3 separate regions of the Mus musculus genome follow, and all the other regions are linked to region 3. The links are chromatin contacts, found by POLR2A ChIA-PET in ENCODE. All regions are on one chromosome and are shown on one strand. The core of a region is the stretch at or near the end of the contact, and the rest is flanking DNA. Distances in the headings are between cores, read along the strand shown. Region 1 overlaps Abca4 (ATP-binding cassette, sub-family A (ABC1), member 4). Region 2 has its middle 11 kb from the start of Abca4. Region 3 holds the start of Arhgap29 (Rho GTPase activating protein 29).

The links. ChIA-PET counts read pairs that join two places held with the same protein, here RNA polymerase II (POLR2A).
Region 1: POLR2A ChIA-PET joins it to region 3 with 30 read pairs in Patski. The contact joins the enhancer-like site here to the promoter of Arhgap29 in region 3. POLR2A ChIA-PET finds 5 or more read pairs at or near these places in 2 of 5 experiments (Patski and embryonic stem cell).
Region 2: POLR2A ChIA-PET joins it to region 3 with 21 read pairs in Patski. The contact joins the enhancer-like site here to the promoter of Arhgap29 in region 3. POLR2A ChIA-PET finds 5 or more read pairs at or near these places in 3 of 5 experiments (Patski and embryonic stem cell).

What each region holds. Positions count from the first base shown.
Region 1 is chr3:122,086,485-122,090,083 of GRCm38, reverse strand. Abca4 (ATP-binding cassette, sub-family A (ABC1), member 4) reads right to left here. Exons shown (of 50, transcript NM_007378.1): 10 at 3,409-3,525; 11 at 2,593-2,790. Among named protein-coding and RNA genes, the nearest start is that of Gm40138, 38 kb to the left of the region's middle. Within about 2 kb of position 1,768, at least 1 of the 3 ENCODE cell types and tissues checked has a DNase peak (open chromatin) inside an H3K27ac peak, as active enhancers do.
Region 2 is chr3:122,031,774-122,035,032 of GRCm38, reverse strand. No RefSeq gene overlaps it. Among named protein-coding and RNA genes, the nearest start is that of Abca4, 11 kb to the left of the region's middle. Within about 2 kb of position 1,837, at least 1 of the 3 ENCODE cell types and tissues checked has a DNase peak (open chromatin) inside an H3K27ac peak, as active enhancers do.
Region 3 is chr3:121,965,979-121,969,503 of GRCm38, reverse strand. Arhgap29 (Rho GTPase activating protein 29) reads right to left here and starts at 1,698. Exons shown (of 23, transcript NM_001356524.1): 1 at 1,547-1,698.

The DNA.
Region 1 (3,599 bases), core at 519-3,018, 120 kb before region 3:
CACTCATTACGCATCTATTGCTACTGTATTAAACACAAGATGCTTAGAAAAAAACAATTCCTTTAGGGCTGGGGTATATAGGTCAGTTGGTAGGGTGTGGAAGGAAGGAAAGAAAGAAGGGAGAGAGGGAAACACAAAGGGAGGGAGGGGAAGGGAGTGAAGGAGAGAAGGAAGAAAGGAATTTTTCATACACAATACAAAGTCAAGTCAAAGACAAGAGTTATTCTTCCTATACCTCACAAAACCATTGCTGAGAACCAGTATAGGAGCAAATCAGCTCTCTGGCAGACCCATACCCATGCGCAGGCTCTGTCTGCCTAAGATTAAGACAACGGGGCAGCGGTAGCAATGGTGGGCCTGGGGATGGGGGCTTAACTGCAAGAAAGGAAGAGATCAATTGGTCACTGTAAATGCCCCAGATCTGTAAGTATACGTGCAGTACCAGGGCAATCAAGGGGACTTCTGAGTCAGCTGGTCTGGGTTGGTGCTCAGAATATGTTTTAGAAAAAGCATCCAAGGTCATTATTGTCTTCAGGTAAGATGGGGATTGCTTCAACTCGGGTGCTTCGGCCACCATGCTTCGTACTAGCTAAGAAGATGCCTCAGGAGCGTGTGCAGTGATGTCAGCGTCAGGGTTCTAGAGAAGGAGGGTCTAGGGAATGCCGTGGCCCCGGGGCAGCGGGAGTCCTCAAGAGCAGCCAAGAACACAGAGCCAGGCCTTTTCTCACCAGTGAGTTATTCTGAGGACTCACCATCTGGGACAGAAGAGCTCATTCCTAGAGGCCTCGGATTAACTCCCTTTCCAGTTTCTAGAAGAAACTTCAGCCTCCTAATGGCCTTAGTTTTTTGGAGGCTGAGGCCCAGCCCATTGGGTGCGATCAACCTTTAGGTGTGAAAATCTTGGAGGCTGTGAGGTTGAGCTCTGAAGATGACTAAAATGTGCCCACTAATGCCAGGTAACCCATCTTGACGGTCAAGCCCGAGATGGACACACAGACAGCTTATTCCTACTTGAACTTGAAAAGGAGCCTGAAGGGTCTGAGGGGAGGGCTGCAGATCATGAAGGAATGAATTTCCAAGCCTGTGAGACAGCAGAAGGAAGACCTGAGGGCAAAGTCTCAAATTGCAGATGTGTAGGACTGAAGAGACTCAGCAGCTCTGTGGTGGGGCACTTGCTTGGCCTGTATGAGGCCCTGGGTTCTACCCCCAGTACCACAAAGAAAACAAACAAGAATGAACAGGTAGATGGTAGCAAAAGAAAAAGTCACTATAGGCTTGAGCAGACACACATTTCATCTTCTTTTGGGACAATGCCTCCCTCACTTCATAGGAATCTTGCTTAAAGTCCCCCACAGTGGCATGTGTTCCAGGCCTCCCAGTCAGAACTACTCCCCTCCCCAGGCATTAAGACCCAGAAGTCTGATAGAGGGAGTGGGGCGTGGGAGGAGGCCCTTTGGGGGTATTGCTTATGCTGTGAGAAAGGCGTTCCCCTCCTTCTGTGGAATTTTCTGGTGCAAGGATGAGTGCTGAGGGCTGTCAGCAGCTGAGGCATTACCAATGGAGAGAAACAGGCTGGATGCTTCTGCGTTGAGTCATTCGGGCTTTAAACATTTGAGTGATGCAAGCAGATGTGTGTTTGGAATGTGATGCTGGTGTCTGCGTGGAGGGATGCCTGGATTAACACAGCGCAAACCCTGGAATCCAGGGAGAAAGCTGCTCAGACAGGCTGGTACAAGGCCTCAAGCCCTCCAGAGCCCAGAGAGCAAGATGTAGAGTTGAGAGATAATTGGGAGGTCGAAAACAGACAGAGCACCGTGACTGGGCGTGGCAGGGGAAGAAAGAGGTCATCAGGGCTGGCTCTGAATTCAGGCACACCCAAATTTGGACTCTGTTTGGTACTCCTAATGGCTGTGGGATCTTATTCAACCTCTTTAAGCCTTGGCTTCTATGTCTATGTACTGGCAGCGATAACACTACATGCTCTATGGGATTGCTGGGGGACGAGATAAGGCATGTGGATACAAAAACATGCAGCACAGAAGTGGCACCATGTAATACTCGGTCTAGAACCACTCTCTCTGACAGTGAAAGAGAAAGGAAAATTAAAGATGAAGTTCTTGGCTTAAGAATCTGAAAAGGCTACTGAAATTAATTGGCACTAGAAGTGCAGGAATTTACTAGGAAAGGAGAACATGAGTTTATTTTTTGACACATGCTGAATCTGACATGCCCTTAAGACTTTGGAGTAAGGGTGTCCAGTAATCGACGAGACTCAGACTCAAGGTTTGGTGGATACTGGCCAACAGAAGGTCATTGGAACAATGGCAGACAGGAGATATCTAGGAATGGATGTGTGCTGAAAGGGAAAAGGAGAGAGCCAGAGGAGTCATGAAGTTAGCGAGAGGTGAGGACAATTGCATGCAAGTCTAGAAGAGAAGATGCTGTCAGATGGCCGTGGACCCTTATGTCTATGTGGGAAGGATGAAAGACTGAATCCAACACCAGCTGACTGGCTAACAGGTCTCTAGCCTCACCCATGACGTTATCTTTAAGAGGCTCACTATGGTCCTCAGGAGGATTGCTGTCTCTTACCTCCAGGTATTGATTAGCCAAGCGTAGGAATCGGTCAGTGATGTTGAATATGTCCCTCCAGTCAAAGCTGGTCATATCATCAGCCTGCTTCTCTTGGGGACCGTTAGAGAAGAAGTTTAATACGGCTTCGGTGGTAATGCCTTCTTCTCCGAGCTGCCTATTTATGAAGTCTTTGACGGTTGGGTGCTGCAGGGTGTCCTTGGGAAGAAGAACATTATGTCTCAGAAATTAAGAATTCCACAGGCTCTTTGGCCTTAGTCTCAGATCATGTCAGATTTTTAATGATTACTGATTGAGACGTGAAGGCTCACTAAACAAGCCAGGAGGCTTGAACTTCTATTGTCTTATTCTAACACAAAGGCTTCTATGTAGAGGAGAGGCAAGGCAGAGTATGGGAGAAGTATTGCTGAGCATGTAAAAATAACATAGAAGATTTCCTTTTTATGGCCTTCTGCTTTGTTCTCATTTTAATTGCCTTGCTATTGAGAGCTCTTGCCTCTTGAGCTTTACAAAATTGCAAATGAGGCCAGACAGACAAAAGTGACCATCTTAGCAGTATAGAGCTGGCCTTTTGAGGAGACACCTCTTTGAACCTGAGGCCTTCAAGAGAATTCATGGGAAAAATACTGACCTTGTGGCAACTTTTAAATTGTCCCACAGAATTTAAGAAGCCTATTCCCCACTCAACACCAGAGATGCCACTTGGTGACATTTCCAGGCTAGTGCTTGAGGTTCTGTCGCTATAGCTTGGCCTGGCTGAAGTTGGAATGAACTATCTCTACGGCCCTCCCCATCCTATGTTGTGAGCATCCTTACTCGGATCACGGTCATCTGTGTGCTCTTCTCAAAGAAGTACCAGATCTGGGGCCCCACTTCCTCCCAGGCTTTTACCAACTTCCTAACTCGATCCAGTTCTTCAAAAGTTGAGTTGGCCTAAAATAGACACACAGAAACAAACAGAAGAAATTGTAAGAACCTTTGCTTCTGTCTTTTAGCCCTCACCATAA
Region 2 (3,259 bases), core at 588-3,087, 65 kb before region 3:
ACCGTCTGTCTACAGTGTGGTCCAAGGGGCAAATTCTTCAGTCTACCACTCTTCTTCCCCAACGCTCCAGCCCTGTCATTTGTAGTAAAATCACAGAGAAAGATGGTGGCTATTCAGTTCATCTTGATCATTTAACCGATAATCAGAACCAACTACTCTGGTCGTCTCCCATTGCCATTCTCTTTTCTTTCTTTCTTTCTTTCTTTCTTTCTTTCTTTCTTTCTTTCTTTGGTTTTCAAGACAAGGTTTCTCTGTGTAGCCCTGGCTGTCCTGGAACTCACTCTTTAGACCAGGCTGGCTTCGAACTCAGAAATCCACCTGCCTCTGCCTCCCAAGTGCTAGGATTAAAGGTGTCCGCCACCACTGCCCGGCCCATTTGCCATTCTTTCTGGTCCAGGATAACTGAACCTTTGCAGAGAGCTGCTGGCCCTTGGGAGGTGAGGCCTAGTGATAGGTCAGACTATTCCCCTCTGTTGCCTGTTGCCAGCCCCCCAAAGGCTCCCTGTGCACTTTGGCCATTTTCGTACAGACCCAGTTATTTCTCTGGAATTTTGTGTCAGTAGAAACAGGCTGGCTCTCAGATCACACTAACCCGAGGAAAACAATCCAGCTGGAAAGAAACCAGAAATGTCAGCTACCTTTGGAAAACTCTTCCTGGGTTTCAGGAGGTAGCACCTTAGAGGAGATGTATTTCCCAGGGTGAGGAACTCCTCTTTGGCTGGCAGGGTAAAGCTAAACCAAGGCGTTATCACAAACGAGGGGGCGGCTTGATATCCCCCAGAGCATGTTATTTGTTCATTCCAAAACTATTTAGTTTTGCTAGCTTGACATTCAGAAAAGACGAAGAGCCCAAAGGTCTTACATTTTCTGGGTATTACACACATAACGGAGAAGTTGCCAGATAAGCATTTTAAGGGCCTGTGGAGGAGGGGTGGTTCGAAGAAGAGCATTGGTCTGGGCTGTTATCACTAAGCATAGCCTGGAAACCCTAAGCACCACTCTTCTAGGGTCAGAAGAGCCCTGAATGGGCATCAGAGGGGTGGGAAATGTGGTGGGGATGGGGCTGTAGGCAAGTGTGGGAGTCCCTAAACTCAGCTGTAGTTGGGCACCAAGGGTCGTACATTCTAAAAGGCTCTGGCTAGAAGCTAGCAACACCAGCAAACGACACAATGAACACAGAAAGCCATTCTAGTGCCAGGAAATAATTTGTGAGAATCAGAGCACCAGACAAATTCAGAACAATTTCTTTTTAATGATCCTCTTAACATGAATGAGATAAACAAGCTAATCTTGGGAGACAAAGGCAGGCAAAGAAAAAAAAAAAAAAAACCCTTACAGGCAAATGGCAGCCTCTGCCCTGGGGAATTTATGTTCCGGAAGTTGGAAAGTGACATTTCCATAGACTCAGGACTTGCAGGTGCCCGCCTGACTTTCACTAACAGATATCAACAGTGACTTCTCCACGGCTTTCCCACTAATGACGACCAGAGACCACAAGGGCTGTCTGCTTTTCAGCAACCATCTGACCTTGAGCTTGGGACAACAGAAGGGAACCGGAAAGTCCCGAGGCAGCTTTCTGTGAGCCAGAGCAGACGGTGTGGGAAACTATGTCTGTGGTTCCTGCCTGCTCAGCCTGACAAAGAAAGAGTGTGATTTGTTTTCAGATTCCTTCCATTAAATGTGTCAAGAGGGAGAAACTGGCTCTCTAGAGAGAACTTGATTTCCACGCAGCCTTCCCCCCTTCTTCCTTAGTGACTCACTGGCCCTGATCCTGTCTCTTTCTCGATTATTCCTTGAGGCCCGGAAGCAGAAGAGAGAAGAGATTGAGAAGCGGAGCTGCAAGTTGTGTGTCAGCCTTGGCCCCACCATGGACTCCTCCCCGACTCTGCCCCACTGAAAACGTCACATGGTTATTTTAGCAAATGGACGTTCAGGTAGACCCCCGTTCCAGCCCTTATCCCAGGAGCCCCCACGAGTAACATATGAGAAGCTTCTCTGTTCCTTTCTTAAAACTAACTTATGGGGCTGGAGAGATGGCTCAGCGGTTAAGCGCACTGACTGCTCTTCCGAAGGTCCCGAGTTCAAATCCCAGCAACCACATGGTGGCTCACAACCCTCCATAATGATACCTGATGCCATTTTATGGAGTGTCTGGAGTCAGCTACGGTGTACTTAAGAAATAATAAATAAAACTTAGGGGGGAAAAAACCCTAACTTATATAAAAGTGCTATTCTTGGGGCTGGGGTGTAGCTGTAACGCACAGTAGTACACAGCTTTAATCCCAACACTCAGGAGGAAAGCGCAGGAGGGTCAAAATTCAAGGTCATCTGCAGCTGCATAGTTCCAGCCAGCTTAGTATAGATAAAACCCAGTCCTTAAAACAAAAGAGTGGGGTTTTTTTTTTTGTTTTTGTTTGTTTGTTTGTTTGAGACAGGGTTTCTTTCTCTGTGCAGCTCTGTCTGTTTTGGAACACTCTCTGTAGACCAGGCTAACCTTAAACTCGGAGATCTGTCTGGCTCTGATTCCTGAGAGATGGGATTAAAAATGTGTGCCATCACTGCCCTACTGAAAAGTCTTATTCTTGATACTACTGGTTGTTTCTACTAAAACGAGGAGGGAGCTGTCTCTGGTGAACCAGAAACTCCTCAAGAAAGCTGGAGAAGGATCCTATCCTAATCAAAGATGCTCATTTTTTCTCTGAAGTGCTGTTGAAGTTGCTGAAATCTGTGTGGAGAAAGATTGGGCATGTCTACAGTCTACCAGAGTAAAAGGCTACACCGCTTTCACAGCCAGAGAAGGCCCCAGCAAGTTCCCAGCAACATCCTAAGAGGCCTGAAGTGAAGACCATGGAAGACCAAAACCCAAGCTATAAAAACCAATAGCTAGCCGGGCGTGGTGGTGCACGCCTTTAATCCCAGCACTCAGGAGGCAGAGGCAGGCGGACTTCTGAGTTCTTGGCCAGCCTGGTCTACAGAGTGAGTTCCAGGACAGCCAGGGCTATACAGAGAAACTCTGTCTCAAACAACCAAAAAAAACCAAAAAACAAAAAACAAAAAAACAAAAACCCAACAGCCACTACAACAACAAACCTCACTTCAGCAGCCAAGAAGCTACCAGTGAAAACAAAGGGGCCAACGTGAGGACTAGATAGACGGTAAAGCTGTCACAAACCATTCTCGGAGCCCTCTGCACTTCTTCTGTAGGATAGGAGGTCAGGGATTTTCAAGGCAAACTTTGACATTTCAAAGTGAAACTGGG
Region 3 (3,525 bases), core at 449-2,948:
AAATGAATATACAAAAGCAACTCTAACCTCTAAATTATATGTGCTTTACAAATGTGGACTCAGAGCTCAGTGGGAAAGTGCTAAAAGGCCGGCAAGAGGCCCTCGGGCCAACCGACCAGCAGGAGAGAAAAAACCCAAAACATTCATATAGATTTCCTAAACTCTCAGATGGGGACTTTTCCAAGACTTCAGCAGTTTGTGTCAATCAAATGTCCCCTCACACAGTCCATAATGTATATGACAGAAGCAGAGAGCTAACTGGGATGTAAAACTTCCCAAAATATCTGCACTTTAGTTCTTTCTTATAGTTCAAAATTGCATGATTTCAGAAATCTGTTATTTCAGCATAATTTCTGAGTTTGTGAGAATCTATTAAAAGACACTGGGAAAAAAAGCTCACACAGGAATCAAGTGTAAAGGTCTTTAACTACACTTTTAAAAAACACTCTACAAAAACAGAACGGGAGCATGTCGGGAACAGCTTTATCCTTAACAACGTCTAAAGTAAGATATACAACACACATTTCATTCCTGTGCAGTCTGAACCCAGCAGGATAACTAAAAAAGAAAGAAAAAGGAAAAGGAAAAAGAGGGAGAAAAAGCTGCCCTGCCCCCCACGCCTCCAGAATGTCTAGCATTCCTGGCAAGGAGGGCTCGCCTCTGATCAGCCAAAACCACCCAATGCCAAAGCGCACGTTCCCTATGCCTGACTTCATGCATACAGAGGAAAGGAGAGAAACGAAAAAGGCCAGCCAACATCGATAGTGTCAGACAAAAGACTCAACTAACAAGAGATAGTCACAGAGGCCTTAACAGGTAACAATCCTGTCTCCAAAAATTTGTTTGGTGTGTTATCTCTCAAAGGTGAAAAACCGATAAGGAGAGACTGTCATCGGCCACTAGAATTCTACCTTCAAAATTCCAGGTCTTGAGCACATGCATCCATAAATGTTTTAAAATTAAAACCATCAAACCTCCAAACATATTCAAAACAAAATGAGAACACACCAAGACACTGAGAGTGTGCTCAAACAAAAATATTCTCTAAACACAAAACATAGAAGACAACAATATGCACGATGGGACTCCTAAAATACTTTGGGACTGAGCACCCCATCTGGAGCGAGAATTGCTGGCGGGGTTGGCGGGAGCACACTGCTCCAGAGCAAAAAGCACGGATTCTGGGGCAAGGGCGCATAGGATTAAGCCTTGATACTGTCAATTACTACTTTGGGCAGATTTTTCACCTCAGCTTCCCTGTTTGAGAAATGAGTTCAAGGGTCATGGAGCTGTCCTGAGAATTAAAGGAGTTACAAATTGGGAAGTTTCAGTACTCGGTAGGTAAATACGAGCTAACTGGCAGCTTTACTTAGAATACCATCTGCTCACCCCTGCAGGTCCTTAACTCACAGTCCAGTTCCTAAGCTTAGCGAGGACTAAGAGCACCGAGAACTAGCCGCACATTCGGACCCAGACTCGATAGCAACTCAGGGGAACCCCAACTCAGCAGCCTCGGTGGAAACGAGCACCACCGCCCCTCACTCACCGTGGGGCTCCATCCTGTATCCCCCGTGCCGACTTCAGATGAACGCCCACAGCCTGGCGGCGGCGGCTCGTGCCGCCTAGGGCTCAAACTTGCTGCCTCCATCCTCCATGCCGGGCCGAGCCAGCACTGCTGTGAGGCAGCTGGGGCAGAGGTGCTCCGCCCTGGCCCCACCTCTGCCCCGCCCCAGCCCACCCCCTGGGGCTCAGCCCATTGGCTCAAACTCGCAGGGGCGGGGACAGAGCGCAGAGAAGGTAGAGGAGCCCGGGGTGTGGTAGTCTGTCAGCAGCTTCTGGTCTGACAGGGTCTCCTCACAGAAGACATTGCTTAGGAAAAGTCACCTTAGAACTGGATTTGCTAATAGGCATTCTTGGGTGGTGTATTTCCTGGACCACTTTCATCTTCTGTCACCAAATCCCGAAATGATACGAGCTGAAGACGAAGGCTCCACTCAGGTAACATGCAACAAGGCCTACCTAGCCCTAATTCCAAAAGAATTAACTACATCGAAACCAGACAACCATTCAGCCCCTTATAAAGGGCAGAATTTTCCACCAAGGCCCGTGTTTGGTCAACTGCCTTTTCAAACTCACCTCAGGATATATGAAGGAATGGTTTAAAAAGCAGCAGGTCCCTCGAAATACAAGGACTCTTGAATTCAACACAGAAAGCTAAGCTAGAGAAAAACATGGGGAGGGTGCCTGTGGGAACAGTATAGAGACAGAAAAATGGCCACCTGTGGGAGGAAAAGGATCCAGGGCAGTGTGAGGGGAGGTGAAAGAACGGGCAGCAAACCCCAAGAGAGAAACAAGCAAAGAAAGAAGAGAGTAGGACCCAAGGAGACCAGAAAATAAGACAGAAATACTGTAGGCCCAACAAGTGAGGCATTGAATCAGGAGAAATTTCTGAAAAACAGACACTTAAATTTTCCAATTATTACCAGAAAAACAGCCCCCTTAGTGTAACTTGAAAGGATAAATATGGAATTGCTTGGTTACTTTAGCTCTACAGTGGATTTTTAAGATTCATACAAATATATCCCTTCTGCCCTCAAACACAAAATACCAAATTTGCGCTCCAAATATTCAGGAACCTCTCAAAACCAGACTACTTTTAATTGCATTCGGGGAAAAAAAGTAGCAAAGACTTTTAGCATGGAAACTGATGTTTGAACTTTTAAAGCAAGCTACTAAGAGGAAAGGCATCCTCAAGAATAAAGGGGGTGAGAGTACGACTACAGTTAGAAACACACATTTGGGGGGAAATGGTAAGAAGTGGCTGCTTCAAGTGGTTCTTAGCTGCTCACACCCCCATTAAGTTATTTAAAAATATGTCAATTCTCTTTTTATACATCTGCCATTCCATTTAATAAAGAAAACTGAGTTGAAGTTGGTGGCACATTTCTGTAGTCCTACAATTTAGGAGATAGAGGCAGATGGATCAAGATTCCAAAGCCAGTCTCAGCTACCCAATGAGTTCCAGGCCAGCCTAAGGCTACACAAGAGTCTATCTCACTGAGCTCCCAGCCACCACCGATCACTCCCATCCAACTAATATAAAAGAAGATTGTGTTCTGATTAAAATGGATCTGATTATGTCACTTAACAAATAAGATGAACAAGTAACTGATAGAGAGAAAGGGGCATGAGGAGCTGGGAGAGAGACAAAGAAAAGTGTAAGGACAAAGACAATTATGGAGAGGAGGGTGAGGGAAGGACAGAGACAGATAATGAAAGCTGAGAAGGAATCGGAGATAAAAAGCTACAGTAGGAAGACTACTTACAGCTAAGGGAAAAGTGGAGGACACCTCGAGGTAAAAAGTTCTGGGGGAAGTGAAGCCAATTGGCCTCTAAGCAAAGATACGTTGACAACAGAGGCTCCTTGGTCACTTAGCTCCACATTGTTTTTTCAGATTTAGTTGTTTAAAATGCACTCATAAAGACACTACAAGACAATAATGCACCATGAATAGCCCATGAAAC